Linked DNA regions of Mus musculus: region 1 is linked to region 2. The links are chromatin loops, found by intact Hi-C in ENCODE. Cell type or tissue: heart. All regions are shown on one strand.

Region 1 (8,000 bases), 82 kb after region 2:
GATCCTCTGATCTCAAGTTTGGGAAAAATGTGACTTACAATGATCTCCCAAAATACCCACCTACCCACTCACCCACCCACCCATCCATCCATCCATCCACACACCAATTCATCCATCCATCCACCCACCCATTCATTCATCCATCCACCCATCCATCCACCCGTCCGTCCATCCGTCCATCCACCCATCCCTAAGCTCAAGGATAGAAGCAAATACTTTCGCTTCCCTATGCTGACAATAAAACATAGAACACCACACCCCAACAGTCGATGCTAAGGACAAACGAAGACATCACAGAACTGAGGATCAGGATTTGACCCCCAGATGTCAGGGGAAAAGCAGGGCCTGGTGGCATGTGCTTGTGATCCCAACAACGGGGGACAGGCAGATCCCTGGGGCTCACTGGGCAGTCAACGTTGGCTTACTGTTCCAGGCCAGTGAGAGATCCTACCTCAAAAAGCAAGATGGATAACACCTGACAAACAATATAAGGTTGACCTCTGACCCTACACAGATGTGCACGTGCACGGATGTACAGGCATGCAGACTTGCACAGCATTACAACTGCGTTGTTTGTTTGTTTTATAGTGTTGAGGATGAATATAACTATTTAAGCTGTAAAATCCACAATAGGTTAGCAACATGTTACAGAATCATCTAATGGGTATAAGATTTGTTTTTAAAGACAGGTTCTCTCTGTAACTCTGGATGCCCTCGAACGCTATATAGACTAAACCCAGCCTCCTCTGCCTCCCAGGTGCTGGAACTAAAGTTGTGTATAACCATGCCTGGCTGAAAAGAAATGCTTGCAAGTGATTTTATCACAGATACTCAACAGTCAACTTCTGCAGAGCATGAGAAAGTGCTCAGAACATGAAACTGAATAATGCTGTGATCCAAACTGTCTGCTATCCTGAGGTAGCACAGGTCTCCAAAGGCGTCAACGCACGTGTATGTGGGTGAGTGTGCAGTGTGCATTTGCACACCACATATGGACCAGTGCACCTTATAAACTCGTGTAGGATATGTGTGTGTTGAACACACTCCAAGAATGGAGTCTCGTAAGGAGAATTCTGAGGAATTCTGAGAATTAGAAACTTCAAAAATAACTGGACAATAGTTTTGTGACCTCAGTATCTTCAAAAACATGAATTGTTCTTGGGATGTGCTTTTGGGCCCCTCCCAGGTGTAGTGGGCAGGAGTGAGTTTACCTCAGATTAGTTATCCCAACTGTTATTTGTTTACATGTTGCAGTCGAGCCCACCCTCGACTGCAGCGAAGGTAACAAGGTGCTCTGGTGGTTGGAAAAAGGCATGCTAATTACAGTAAAACTTACGCTTATTACCTGGAACCTCTCCTGACACACACACACACACACACACACACACACACACACACACACACACACACGGCAATCAAGGCAGACACCGAAACGAGTGACTGTTTAAAACTGACACATTAATTCAGAATATAATTTCTGGCCCTTTTCAGAAGGAATCTAAATCCTGTTATTAAAGAGGTAAGAGCTAGGAAAGTTCAAGGCTATTTAGAAAGTGAACCTATCTGATAGAAAGCAGTTATGAACTACAACTGAACACACATTTCACTATGTCTAAGGGAAACCAAGTTCAGAGTCACCAAAAAGACAAATCACTAAATATCTAAGGCAGAGGTTCTCAGCCTGTGGGTCGAGACCATCAAAAAACACGTATAGCGGATGGCTTTAAGAACTGAGACATGGCTTAGTAGCAAAATTGCAGATATGAAGTAGCAACAAAAATGAATGTATGGTTGAAAGTTCCTAAGACCATCAGAAAAAAGCAACGCACAGGTTGTGAACTGCTGATCTATGGAAATGACAGTCTTTGAATTTAGATTCTATAAAATGGTACCACAGAAATAAACAATTACCAAATGCATATACTAAAAGCAAATGCCATCACTGCTAGCTTTCACTTTCCCTCGGCGAGGCTTCTGTCTGCTTTTAAGATAATGAGTTTAAAGGCCGGAAAACCGGAAGTCTCACCTTCACAAAAATGCTGGTCGGGATGAAACGTCTGAGCAGCTGGTTGGTGAAGTTGGGAAACCTAAGCAAGTTGATGTTGAGCGACGGCAGCTGCTGGTACCCAGCCATCAGAGGATAGAAATTATACAGCATTTCCTGTTTGGTGCCAGGGAGAATACGCAATCGGATCTAGTGATGAAGAGCCAGAGGAAAACAGTCTCAGAGTTTCCTGTATGAACGCACATCCCTTACATCGGTGCCCTCAGTTATTTATGAAGGACAAACCCTGCTGGTGAAGTTGCATGCTCTCTTCTAGCCAGCCTTCCAAACATATGGAAATGCACTTTATGACACAGGCGCCAGCACTCAGTTTCTGTCAAAATCAGAAGGGCAGGCAGCACGTGCCTTCTTAAGGACTCTAGTTGAGTTACCATTTTGTCCTACACCAGGCATATTACAATCTTCAAAAGATATTATATAATAATTTACCAAAAAAAAACTCCTGTATCTCTTTATAGGCACTTTTCATCAAAATAAAAACTATCTGATTTTGGTTATTTCTTATAGGAATTTCATACTATATATTAAGGTAAACAACTTGTAGAGCAGGGCTCTGCATGCTGGCCAGCCTGAGAACATGGGTTCAGTCTCCAGGTCCCGCATGATGTAAGGAGAGAACTGTCCCCCACACAATGTCCTCTGACCTCCACAGCTACCCTGATGCACATGGACATGACATTCCTAACTCGTAATAACTTCATGACAAAAAAAAGATCAAACTTTAGAAAAATATACACTGTAAAGTTCTGGCAAGACAATAACCCGGAAACAGCTTACTAGTTTACAAATGAGAAACACGTATGTGTGTGCACACTCTGTGCCAGGGACAGCATAGCACAGGCTTGTGACGGACTAAAGCTAGGACATGTATACATTTATAACAATACACAGCAATACTACATAATTCATGTATAATTCTGCTGTGTATCTAACAACAAATTCAGAATTCTGAATATGTACAGCAAACTGGTTGGTTTGTTTGAGGTAGACACTTGTGTTAAGACACATTTGGTCCTGTAATTAAAACTGTCCCTTTTTAATAAAAGGCATTGTTGCTGGGCAGTGGTGGTGCAGGCCTTTAATCCCAGCACTTGGGGGCAGAGGCAGGTGGATCTCTGAGTTCCAGGACAGCCAGGGCTGCACAGGGAAACCCTGTCTTGAAAAAACCAAAAAGCAAAATAGTAAAAGTCATTCCTTGACAAACGTGCAGCGTCTGAGCGTCTGACTCTCCTCAGGAACATGTTTTTGACAGAGTTTTTCATTTTAAAAATTGATAAACTTTTCCATCTGACGTGACTGAATAAGGAAGAAAGGTTGAATAGGTAATAAATAAATAGTTCCTAAACATAGCAGAGAAAAGTACATTTTATGCAAGATGAAACCCTGTATAAGTCTTCAGAGAAGCCAAGCAGCTTTAACCTCAGTATGGCTGTGGTCCAGGCCACAGGCCACGACCGGGCAAACAGAGAAGAGGTTACGGTGCTCAGGGATGCTAATGTGTTATTATAATGTAGTCCTGTCGCCAGTGAGCCATGCTTTATTAGGGGTAAGAACCCATCTGTCTGATCTCAAAGATGTGAAACGGCAACACACCTCTGCAGGAAGTTAATCTTTACAAAGGCTTAAACATTTACCACTATGAAAACACGACCCCAGTTCTCTGTTGGTCCCACTCCTGTGGTCACACACACACACAGCAGCAGCAGCAGCAAAGATGACCTGTACCTGTTTGAGGCCTGAGAACATGAAGGCGTCACTGGGCTCCACAGAAATCTCCACATCTTGAACCAAGTCGGTCTTATTCTGCAGGTGGTACCTGACGGGCAACGACTCTCTGACACGTCCAAACGAGGGCAGGTCTGTGGAGGAAGCACAGGTTCTCGTGAGGTGAAAGGCAGCTCATCACACAGGCGTGTGTTAGACAGACACAGACACGGTGGTACACAAGTTACGGCTTTGTGTGTGGGATCCTTTCTTTGGGAAAGGATGCTGACAGGACAGGCTGAGGAGGAATTACTTCCTGTGACGGACAGAGAGGGAGTCTGGCTGCCACAAACTTACAAATAACTTTACAAATCTGCAAACCATCTCCCAAAATATCAATCACAGTTCCTAAACTAGAATAAGCAAACATTTTACTGAGCCTAGGTAAAATTTCCCTCATTCACTCCTTCAGATTTGCCCTTTTCACCGGAGTTCTGCAGCTTTATTTTTACCAACATATAAAAGTGAAATGTTTTATAAGCTTGTGACCACTCTTGCAGAGGCCACGCAACGTGATGTGTGCTGTGCTGTCACATGCAGCTCCGCTTAGGCAAGCACTCAGGTGGCTGCATGGTAGGAGGCAGGCACTGGATGCTATTTTTAAAGTCATCATAGACATGCTAGGGGCTGATAATGGAACGTTTCTCTCAATAGAATTACTCAACGGAGAGAGGAGAAGTGTGCCAGGCATGTGGTGGGGCACAGCTGGAAGCCATGCACCTGGAAGGAGAGGTAGAATGAACAGCAGGAGTTTCAGGCTAGCCTTGGCTATGCAGTGAGTCTGAGGCTAGCCTGAACTATATGTCGCCTTACCTTAAAAAGACCAGAGAGAGAGAGAGAGAGAGATAGAGGGAGAGAGACAGAGACAGAGAGACAGAAGGTGGTAGGTTGAAATTACAATAGCTACTATGTGCTTCCTAATTTGAGATTAGCTGGACTGTATGTGATCCTGTGTTAAAACAGGAGAGAGGCAGATTATATGCCCACTAAAGGGAACATGAAGCATTCCTAACAAAACTGTAAACTGAATCTGCTAAGTCTGATGACTGTCAATTTACAGGGATGTGAAAACAATTAAAAATGAGATCATAAAATCAGCAAAATCCAAGCAAATGAGTTGGCTTCCTCAACAAAGCATGAGGAAGAGGGAAGGGCAGGTGGAAGCAGCAGAGGAGGTAGGTGTGCAAACAGGAACACTGAAAACAGAGCTAGGGGCTAACAATGAGGGAGCAGACAGCAGCCCACCTAGAGACTTAGACGGCTAAAGAATTAGCCACACCCTGCCGTGGAAAGACCTGAAGAGGAGCTGAGAAACACCCAGACAACCAAAGTTTCAACATTAGAATCTGGTGATGTTTAAGAATCTATTGCTAGGCTGGACAGAGCGGCACATACCTTTTATTCCAGCATTCATGAGGCAGAGGCAGGAGGTTCTGTGTGAGTGTGAGGCCAGTCTGGTCTACTTACAAAGTTCAAGGCTATCCAGGACTAAATAATGAGATCATGCCTCAGCCACCCTCCTACACAAAGAATCCACTGATAATTTTAAGTCCATTTAGATGAAATGGCATGTGGGATATGGCTGATAATAGCTGGGGTAGGACCATAAAAAGTTTAGAGATTGCTGGGTGTGGTGACGCACGCCTTTAATCCCAGCACTTGGGAGGCAGAGGCAGGTGGATCTCTGAGTTCGAGGCCAGCCTGGTCTACAGAGTGAGTTCCAGGACAGCCAGGACTACACAGAGAAATCCTGTCTCGAAAAACCAAAAAAAAAAAAAAAAAAAAAAAAAAGTTTAGAGATGTTAGCCATTTTGCATAATACACTGCTACCAAACTAAGTTCCTCGAAGCCCAGTATGAGCACCATGAAAATCCCACCTGCGTTCACGTGGAGAGGGATGTTTTCAGCAATCACGTGAGGCAGTGTGATGACGGTGCTGACGGCGGGGATGCTTTCCACAACCGAGGCCCTACGGCAGAAAGTGCAGCTCTGAAACTCACACTTAGAAAGTTACTTAACCAAACACAGGAACCTGTATTATCAACTCCTTCAAAAGAAAACAAATTATCCATTTCGCAAAACTCCACCAACAGCATTTTGAATCCCACTGTTGTTTTGAATGGTCAATGAGCAGATGTTACAACCCAGGGCTACTGGGTGTTACCACTGGGAGCTAAGGCAGGAGCTACGACCGTTAACACTTGAAGCACATCACTGGATCCTGTGTCTGGAAAGCAGGATTTTTCAAGGCAAAAATACTGCAGATTTACACTAGACACAAACTCCTCTTCTCTCTTGGGATGCTGCTGAGGTGGGCTTTCAAAGGGCATAGTCAGAACTCAACACAAGTGCACAGTAGAAACAAAAAATTATAATTTTGCATTTTGTCTTTTCATTCTCTATGATTTCTTTCAATGAATTGGAAATTTTAATTTTAATATTTTTAGCCTTATCTTTTGTGTGTAAGTTTTTGTCTGAATGGATATATGCGCACCACATGTGTGCTTGGTGCTCATGAAGTTCAGAAGAGGGTATTGGATCTCCTAGTTATGAATGATTATAAGCCAGTATATTCTGGGAACTAAACCCAGGTCTTCTTGCAAGAGCAACAGGGGCTCTTAACTGCTATCATCCCAGCTCCAGATGACACCTTTCTAAGACACCAAGAGGCTTATTTCTACCAACAGAAACATAACCGAGTGTTGTACAGTCACATTATATCCAGTAACCCCCTTAGTCCTTAATCCCTTGGTTGTCTTTTTAAAAAATCTACTTTGTCTATGTTTAAGTGCGTACATAGGCATACATATATAAAGTCATGTGTGGGGGGCTGGCAAGATGGCTCAGCAGGTAAGAGTACTGACTGTTCTTCCGAAGGTCCTGAGTTCAAATCCCAGCAACCACATGGTGGCTCACAGCCACCCGGAATGAGATCTCACACCCTCTTCTGGTGTGTCTCAAGTCAGCTACAGTGTACTTATTTATAATAATAATTAAATCTGTGGGCTGGAGCAAGCAGGGACTGAGCAAGTGGAGTTGACTAGAGTGAGCGAAGCTGAGTGGAGTGGAGCTGACTGGAGAGAGCAGAGGTCCTAAAAATTCAATTCCCAACAACCACATGAAGGCTTACAACCATCTGTACAGCTATAGTGTACTCACATACATAAAATAAATAAATAAATCTTAAAAAAAAAAAAGTCATGTGTGGTCACAGCCTGAGTGTGGAGGTCAGCGGACACTTGTGGGGGACACTTGTCTTTCCATCATGTGCACTCCGGAGATAGAGCCCAGGCTGTCAGGCTTGGCAGCAGGCACCCTTTGGCTGCCGAGCCACCTTCCTGGCAATCGCTCTCGGGTTCTTCTGTAGACAATCCCTCTGACTACAGGACTCCCACCTGACGCTCTCACAACCCTGTATTCAGCTTCAGTATGACTGAAGTCTCACTGGCATTTCAGTCAGAAATTGTGTCAAACCAAGTTTGTTTCATCTTCCTCATCATTGAGATTTAACATAGTCATCACACTTATGACTGTCACTCCATCAGGATAAATGGCAATGACAAACAGTCAAGATATTATGAGAAGACACTGAGGGAGAGCAAAGATTTTTACCTCTTCCAGGAGATAATGTAATGTCCCGTTGCCACTCCACCTTCAATGTTCCCAGCAGACGGGCAGCGAAGACAGAAGCACTCGCTAGCGCTCTCTCCTGTCTGTAAGACAACTGCAAGGAAGAAGCCTTATAGCCTACATCGTAATTTAACCCATGAGAGTTTTACCTCAGTAGACAATAAAGCAATATATTACAAATGAACTGTTCTTACAAGCCAAGGCTCAGAAATGCTATATTACTTTTTCTATGACACGTAAGTCTATTATTGAGCTAATCTGTCAATATTCATAACAGTAAAAACCAGTGATTGGAGTCGTAGCAGGACAGTTGACACCCTCTTCACATGGATGTGTGTGCTCACATATATACATATGCACCCGCCACCACCGCCACCACCGCCGACACCAGTGGGACCTTTATAGATCTACAACAAAGTCCCACTGAAAAGCAATGAATACGGACAGCTTGAAGAAACAATGATAGCATCAGTTTCCTTTGTCCAAATTATTTTATAGCAAGAAAGAAAAAAGAAAGAAGGAAAGAAGAGAGGAAGGGAAG
Region 2 (8,000 bases):
GACTGTGGACAGCATAAGTTACAGTGTATCATAAAAGAAATCCTCTGATACGGGACCGGTTGGTCCCCATGACTGCAGATAATAATAAATTGTACCTGTTGTGCCCTCCAGCCCATCTGACACCTTCTCTGACTCTAAAAAACTGTATTGAAACACTCCTTCTCCCGGCATAAAAGCCCCACTCCCAGTTGTTCCCAGTTCCTTCCAACCCTTCACACAGGGCCCTTGCTCCTTACAACAACTTCCACTGCGTGCCCATCCACTTCCAAACAGGGTTTGAAGTTTGCAGCCCCTGCACCTGACGGTCCTGCAAACCCTGGCTCCAGCCTGCTGCTCTGAAGCCTTCCTAGGCCAGCACACACCCCCACCCACACAAAGCCTGGCTCTTCTCACCCCGGGAAACCTATCCTGCCTGCTTACAAAGTGAATGTAACTTTTCGCTCATCCAAAACACACAACAAAAAGCTCAGGAAGCACCCAGACTGCTCAGCGCCTCCAGTCGGCACCCCAGCCCCCAAACTGACTGCCCAGCGCCTCCCGTCGGAACCCCAGCCCCCAAACTGATGGCTCAGCGCCTCCAGTCTGCACCCCAGCCCCCAAACTGACTGCCCAGAGCCTCCAGTCTGCACCCCAGCCCCCAAACTGACTGCCCAGCGCCTCCAGTCGGAACCCCAACCCCCAAACCGCATGCCTTATCAGCCCTTGTATCTTCAGGAAGTGACAAGAGATCGGCATTGGAAAACCCCAACGAACATGTACGGGACTTAAGGTAAAGTGTTTTACAGGACAATTTTAAAACGTGTTATGCATGTTCGAAATTCAGAGTCAGTTAAAAATAATAACTAGTTTCTTGCATACACGTTTAAGTCTCCTTTGGGGGTACCCTAGAGATTAAAAAATGACCCTTGGATTCAATTTGCATACCATAGGGTATTTCAAAGAATATTTCTAAGTGGTGGATTTGAATATGCCAAATTGAAACTTCGTGTCCTTTGAGTTATTTAATTCCCTCCTTTTTGGTTGATCCTGTAATCACCACTTGGGCGTCCAACCCTCACCGGAAAATTTTACAGCTGGTTAGAACCGTATACTTTGGGGATTACAGACACTGAAACGCTTGCATTTTCCAATGTAGATGTTTCCCACTTCCCAGTAAGCTATGAAGTAAAATATGAAGGGCAGAACAAGACAAAAGTTTCTAGGTACTGTCTATGCAGCCTCTCGTCCAGGATGGCGTAGGGGCACTGGCCCAGGAGATGTGCATCTGAGACTGGCAACAAAGCCTTCTTTTCTCTTCTTCACTGGGAGAATCTGAGAGAACAAGTTCACTACAAGTTCACTGTCCCTGGTGGGATCTAAGGAACCATCTAGAAAATGATCCCTTGTGTGAATGTCATTATTACTGCAAGAATAATAAACCGTGAGCTAACAATTGGCTGTCGGTTATTTCGGAGCCCCGCCTGGTTCATGTTCATGTTCAGCAAGTAGGAATATCATGCTCTCTGCAGTGCTCACTGGTGTCTCTGGTTCTGTGGCTGACCCACATGAAGTCATTAACTGAGATCACAAAAGAGAATGAAGGTATCTGACCACATGCTTAAGTGCAAAATAGAAGATCAGTTGGAAGACTTACTAAAAGATATGTAGTAACATTAAAATATAAACCAAAAAAAAAAAAAAAAACCCAGATTACTAAAAAGTATCAAAGCCGGTGTTTGCTTCCTGCTCTTGTACATAGATTGAGTCCGAGGGCATGCTAAAACGTCAATCTCATTTTTCAAAATCAGATTTCACCGCTTATGGTGTGATTCTTTCTTTCTTTTGATTTGTCACCAGTAGTAACATTGTGTTTCAGAATGAAAGGCAGTGAGCCAGTCCCCAGTACCTCCGAGAAAAGAGGGGGCCTGCCACAGGCATTGACATTCCCGTTGGAGAATTTTATAACACATCCTAATCTCTCTAACAACCCATCATTAGAACCACCATTAGTGGGGAGAAAGTGAAGCAAGCACCAGCAGACATCTTGACCCCCCAAGGGGGTTCAAAAGGCAGTTGCCACCTGCATATCAGCAGGTACCACCCCCAACTCCCCAGCCCCAGCTCTTTTATCTGATGCCTCAGGGTTTTAAGATGAAGCATCTTCCTCCAACCCAAGACCCTAAGTTAAGGGCTGAGCCTAATCCTGCAGTAGCCAAAGCAGACTCCTATCAGGAGAAGGTCAGCCTGCAACAGGCAATATTCATAATAACGGCAATAATCAAGCAACTTCAGCAATGGGTTTGGAACCTTTCACATTTGTCAAAATGCTTCTCTCTGGTGAATATGACAGATCACTCATTGCAATCTATTTATAAAGACTCATAAAATAACATTTTTTAAAAAAATGAACATACCGAAATGTTTTCAAATGAAACTATGTTGCTGTTCCTTAGATCCTATCCCCAAATTTGGTGGGCGTGCAACGGCCTCCAGATGAAACGAGTAAGGAGGCCATTGTCAAACTTTTCAGTTTTACAAGGGGTACATTAGACTATAAAGTACATAGATGAAAACTCCAAATCCAAACACAAAAGCAGCCTGAGATCGAGTTTCAAAGGAAACTAACAAAATACTGTAGAAAAGGTCTTGACGATGTGTGCACAAACTTAAGGATGACGATTCGCCTCCAAATGTTCAAGTCCTGCACTGTAAAAGAAGTAAAGGCAGACCAACCCTCAGAGGCGTTCATCTCGGCCCCTTTAGTAATGCAGGCAGCTTAATTACAGGGGCTGAACTAGGGAGATGCGGGGCGTCGGGGTGGGGGGGTGGGGGGAGGGGTAGAATCAAGATCGGTCTTTGAGACAATAAGAAACAAGCTTTCACTAGATGTTTGTCTGGTCCATTCAAAGGAACTTTCACAAAAACAAATCTCTGCTACGAAAAAGAAAAAAAAAAGACAAAATACAGCAAAATAAAAATGCTATCTGTTTACCATCCGCATAGAAAACACATTAGTAGGTAAAAGCTAATCCTTCAGGGGGGCCGCGGGGACCACAGAAGGTCGCTTTACGGGCTTCTACAGTTTGAACTTTTGACCTCTTCCCAAAATGTCATAAAAGAATGTTTAAGCCCTGGAACTAGAAAGAATGCTTTCTTTATCGGATCGTTTCATAAAACATCGCTATGTGCTATATTTGCTCTTAGCCACCGGGCCCGTCGTCCAAAACTAAAGTTTTCTAAGCGCCAGGTTGCCCGGGATTAAGAAAAACATATTAAGTAGGATTGCAATAAAAATACAAGTCAATACAACCCTGAGTTACAGCCACGAAAACCCCTCTTCAGCTATTCTGCTCAGTATTTTCTTTTCTCCTTCGCCACCAACAAACTAAAAGATCAAACGTTTTCCCTAGCTCCTCTCAGTTGTCTTTTTTTCTCCACCTTCAATCACACAGTACTGTTTGGAAGTTCTCCACAAGCAAAGAACTATACCTTTTGTCTTGTACGGAAATGCGGGAGAGTGAGAACGGCGCCAACACACCTGAGCCAAACGACGTGCCCCACGAGGTCGCCACCCTGGAAAAGGATGTCCTTGGGACCGAGGCGCTTGTGAAGGGCCGGCCACGCACACCTGGTACCACTGGAATCCCGACTCTCCGCGCCCTCCCTCGGCTTGGCCCGCACTCCCCACGCCCGCGAGGCGTGGAAAAGCTGACATCCGTAGCCCCGACCCGTGTGCACCCTAGAACTCCGCGCCGCCTACCTGGCCAGCCCCAGGCGCCGCCCCGTAAGGCGCGCCACCGACGCCGCCAGGAGGCTCCCCTGGCCGCCCCTGACGCGCGTGGTGCAAGGAGCAGTCCACGTTCCAAGTGCCCTAAAGTCCCCCGATTCCGCGCTCCCGAAGCGCCGCGGACCCCTTCCCAGACCGAGATGCGCGCGAGAATCCTGGGGCCCCGGGAACTCGGCCTAAGCGCAGGCTCAGCGCCCTCCGGAGCCGGGGATAGGGGATAGGGCAGGGACCCCGCAGCCCGACGGAGCGGCGGCACTCACCCAAGCAGCGGATCTGGAAGCCAGAGGGGGGTCGCAGAGCCCTGCGTGTCCAGCCCTCCCGCAGCGCCTCTAGATGCTCCTCCTTGCCCTGGATCAGCAAGACCTGCTCGTCGATCCAGCCTAGGAAAAAAGTCTCGGCCACCGCGGCTGTGACCTTCTTGTTCCAGAAGTGTTGCATGTTCTCCGCTTTGAAATCTGCGAAGATCTCGTACCCGATGTGGTGTCGGGCGAGCTGCCGGGGTTGGGTGGGAACCGGGGGCGAGGGCTGAACCGTCCCGGGCTTCTCCTCTGCGGAGCTGTCGGCCGGGCCCAGGACGATGGCCAGAGAGTGCGGCGCGATCTGCAGAAACTTCTCCATCTTAACCAGGCATCGGTCGCGCAGACTGCACTCACCGGTGCCGCCTCTGCGGGCTGCTGGAAGGAACCGGCACCGGACAGTGGCTGTGGAGAGTCAGAGTCTTGCCTGACGTTGGGGGCGGGGGGTCCGCACCCTTCCCCGCCCGTCCTGCCCCGCGGGAGCCCGGGAGCCCCAAGGCGCAGCCCGCGGGAGGGCGCAGCAGGTCGCCTCGCGGTAGTGCCGGGAAGGGACACCGACGCAGAGCCTGCTGCCCCCCGAGGTCCCGCGCCAGTTACCTGCAGCCCTCGGCCACCCTCCGGGCACAGCTCATTTTCCAGCCGTGGCACCCTAGCCTTCCTTGGCAGCCCGCAGCTCCAGCGGGGGCGGAGAGCCGGAGGAAAGGGTGCCGAGGGGGCGGGCAGTTCGCCGCGATCCGGGGAATTCCCTCGGCGGGACCCGGCCTGAGGAATTCCAAGAAGGCCGGTACCGGAGACCGTGAAGGTGGCGGTGTTGGCAGGGAGAGTTGAGTTTAAGCGCCCAGCTCCGGGCAGATCCGGAGGGGGGAGGGGGACGCGCGGCGCCACTGAGAAGGCACCGATTCCGGAGCAGCGAAATGTCGCTCCGCCCCACGCTCCACCCCCGCCCCCACCTCCCACCTCCCCTCAGAAACAAGTGGTTTCGCTGGCTGGTTAATGTACCCTAAGAAGTAGCTTTTTAAAAAGCCTAGTCAAGCACGAAAAATTGTCATCAGTCCCTCCTCCAACTCCAGTGGACCCTCTTCTGTCTCCAGCCTGTACGCGACCCTATCCTGGAAGACACCCAACAATTCCCGAGGTTAGCTGTGCAGTGGAGACAGAGATTATTATGCCTTCTGAAAAACTTTAACCTTGTTTCTGTGCGAAGTTCTGATTTGCATAGAAGCTCTAAAGAGACATAAGAAGCTCAGGGTGTAGTTGAGTTTGCCTCAAGATCACCAGGAACACTTGATTGTGGTCATGAGATGGCTCAGCAGATAAAGGCGTTTGCTGCCAAGCCTGGGTATTTGAGTATGATCCCATGAACCCACGTGGTGAGAGAAGAGGACTGACTTTGAGAGGCGCGCGCGCGCGCACACACACACACACACACACACACACAGAGAGAGAGAGAGAGAGAGAGAGAGAGAGAGAGAGAGAGAGAGAAGTGTTTTTTAATAGATAATTGGGCACCACTCCTAGGTTCTATCTCAAATGATTGAGTTAGTATAGAGAGAGGCATCTAACTCGTTTGTCATTAGAAAGAAAATAATCCCATGTACTTATTTTGTGTGAATGTGCAGGAAAGTGGAAGTCAGGAGATATCAGAAGACAGTTTATGCTCTCCACACAGGTCTGGAGAACCAAACTCAGGTGATAGACAGGCTTGGCAGTAAGCTTTATCTACTGAGCCATCACGTTGTCTCTTTATTAGTAATTTCTAAGAAATATCTAGGCACTGCTGTTGCGGGTTCTGGGCCATCCTCTTTAAAAAAAAAAAACACTGACTTAGAAAAAACACTCAGGTGATGGGGCCGGGGCAGCTAAACTGTTCTCTGGGGGCTTCTGAGAATTTAAAAATCACAAAAGTCAGATGCTTTAGTCTAACTGAAGGACGACCTTGGAAACCTCACTGAACCCTGGTTTCCCACGTGTATAATGGGAGTCGCATCCCGCCTCCCTTACTGCTTGCCTGAGAAGACTCCAGCAAGGGGGTAGGTCTGACTGTGTTTGCATTCAGCAGGGTTCACAGGCTCCAGGTGCTCCATCACAGAGCCATCCATCCAGGGACCACAGCTGGGACTCCACATTCTCCCCTCGGAGTTTGGAGTTTCCCGGCGCCCACTGCCTAGTGAGACCTGTTATTTTCTTGCCTGGATGGTAATGTTCATCTCTAAGCTTCAATTTGCTCTCCTCTTCACTCTGCTCTCTGGGCCTGGGTCTGGGTAATGGCAGCTGGAAAACACAAGACAGAAGGCACACTTGCAACTCTATTTTTGCTTAACATTTCTGCCTTTATTATTCTTTTTGCATGGTTTAAAACTAAGCTGCAAGAATTGTACAAAAAAAAAAAACAAAAACAAAAATCCAACAACATATCTTCAACCAGATTCTGAAATCATTAAAATTCTATTATCTCTACAAACACCCAATTTCTTTTTCTAACTTTTAAAAATCTCTCCACTGTTGCTATTTTATTCTTTGTAATTAGCAAGTATCTTCTTCAGAATTATTTTTAAGCACGTGTAAGTATGAGTGTCGGTATGTGGGTATGTACACATACATGTGGGTACCCACAGACACCAGAAAAATGGCTTCAGATTCCCTGGAGCTTGAGTTAACAGGCAGCTATGAGTTGCCTAACATGAACTCTGGGAGTCAAACTCTGGGCCTTTGCAAGAGCAGCCCACATCTCTGCAACATGTGAAGTATCTTTTTAAAAGCAGAAAGGAAGAAAGAGAGAGGGGGAGGGGGAGGGAGGGGGAGAAGGAGGGGGAGAGTGGGAGAGGGGGAGAGGGAGGGGGAGAGATCTGCTTTCTGGATAGCACTGGTGCATGCCTTTAATTCCAGCATTCTCCAGGAGATCCAGGCCAGTGGATCTCTGTAAGTTTGAGGCAAGCCTGGTCTACAAATCAAGTTCTAGGACAGCCAAGCCTACACAGAGAAACCCTATCTGGAAAAACCAAAAAGAACAAACAGAAAGATTGACCTATTTTATGTGTGTGCATACTGGCCTGCGTGTATGTACACTCGTCAGATGAATGCCTAGTGACACAGAGACCAGTAAAACGTGTCAGACCCCCTACAACTAGAGTTATAAATGGCTGTGAGCCTGTGAACGCTGAGAGCTGAGCTCAGGTCCTCTGCAGGAGCAGCAACTACTGAGCACCGGGCCCAGCTTCTCAAGAAGAATCTCTTTGAAAGACCCTCTGAGAGCGTGTAAGTATCACGGTGCTGTTCCTCAGCACGGAACTTGGCCTATTATTGATCCTGGCTTAGTTAATGGCGATGATTGCTAAGGTCTGGCAGTGTAGGTCTGTGCCAGCATCCCAATGTTCTACTTCCCTTTCTCCTCTTCAGTTTGTAGCCACAGGGACTGCGCATTCTTACTCAGTAGATTATAAGACGTGACTCTCATAATGTATAGCGCATGCTCTGCACAAAGCAAGACCCATAGGATGCTGTAAAGCTGGCTGGCTCCAGGGCCCTTGTATTGAGCCTATCATTCTCTGAGTACTTCCTTACTTTCTGACATGTCAAGATATTGCAGGATCTTTTTTGCTCCAACCAAAGGACCAGGCCACTTTTCCATGGAGTGCTGCTTCTTTTTAATGTAGAATGCTACTCAGGAACCAACATCTGGCTACCAACTATGCTCATTGCTATTGAGATGGCATTTGTCTTTGACTAGTCTACCTCTCAAGACACTGCACTCCCTGCTCCATGCGATGACACCCTCGTTGGTCCATACAGCAACAGTAGGCGTGGGGGAGGGGTCCCTCTGTTCATTCAAATAGTCAGTATGGAGTGGGGCCTAAGACGGATGCAGGGTCTGATTGCACGGATGTGGGATCTGAAGCAGGCAACCTCTCTGAAGTAAAGAACTATTACAAGAAGAGGGA

The links. A loop is a pair of places that touch in the nucleus more often than their neighbours do. Peaks named below come from ENCODE experiments on the same cell type or tissue, not always from the same donor. Only the 100,000 strongest peaks of a DNase experiment are listed, where the experiment ranks them.
Region 1: it touches region 2 in a loop (2.3-fold over the local background); 4 of 42 quality-filtered maps call a loop at or near these places.

Annotation. Positions count from the first base shown.
Region 1 is chr8:47,491,213-47,499,212 of GRCm38, forward strand. It overlaps Trappc11 (trafficking protein particle complex 11), which reads right to left. Exons shown (of 30, transcript NM_177240.3): 26 at 7,442-7,553; 27 at 5,707-5,798; 28 at 3,791-3,924; 29 at 2,027-2,194. Among named protein-coding and RNA genes, the nearest start is that of Trappc11, 38 kb to the right of the region's middle. In heart, no CTCF peak of the experiment used is centred here; a DNase peak (open chromatin) is centred at 4,409.
Region 2 is chr8:47,408,922-47,416,921 of GRCm38, forward strand. It overlaps a transcript of Stox2 not described here. Among named protein-coding and RNA genes, the nearest start is that of Gm22857, 27 kb to the right of the region's middle. In heart, CTCF peaks have their summits at 3,774 and 4,583; DNase peaks (open chromatin) are centred at 3,720, 4,830 and 5,390; H3K4me3 peaks cover 2,936 bases; H3K27ac peaks cover 1,668 bases; H3K27me3 peaks cover 5,851 bases.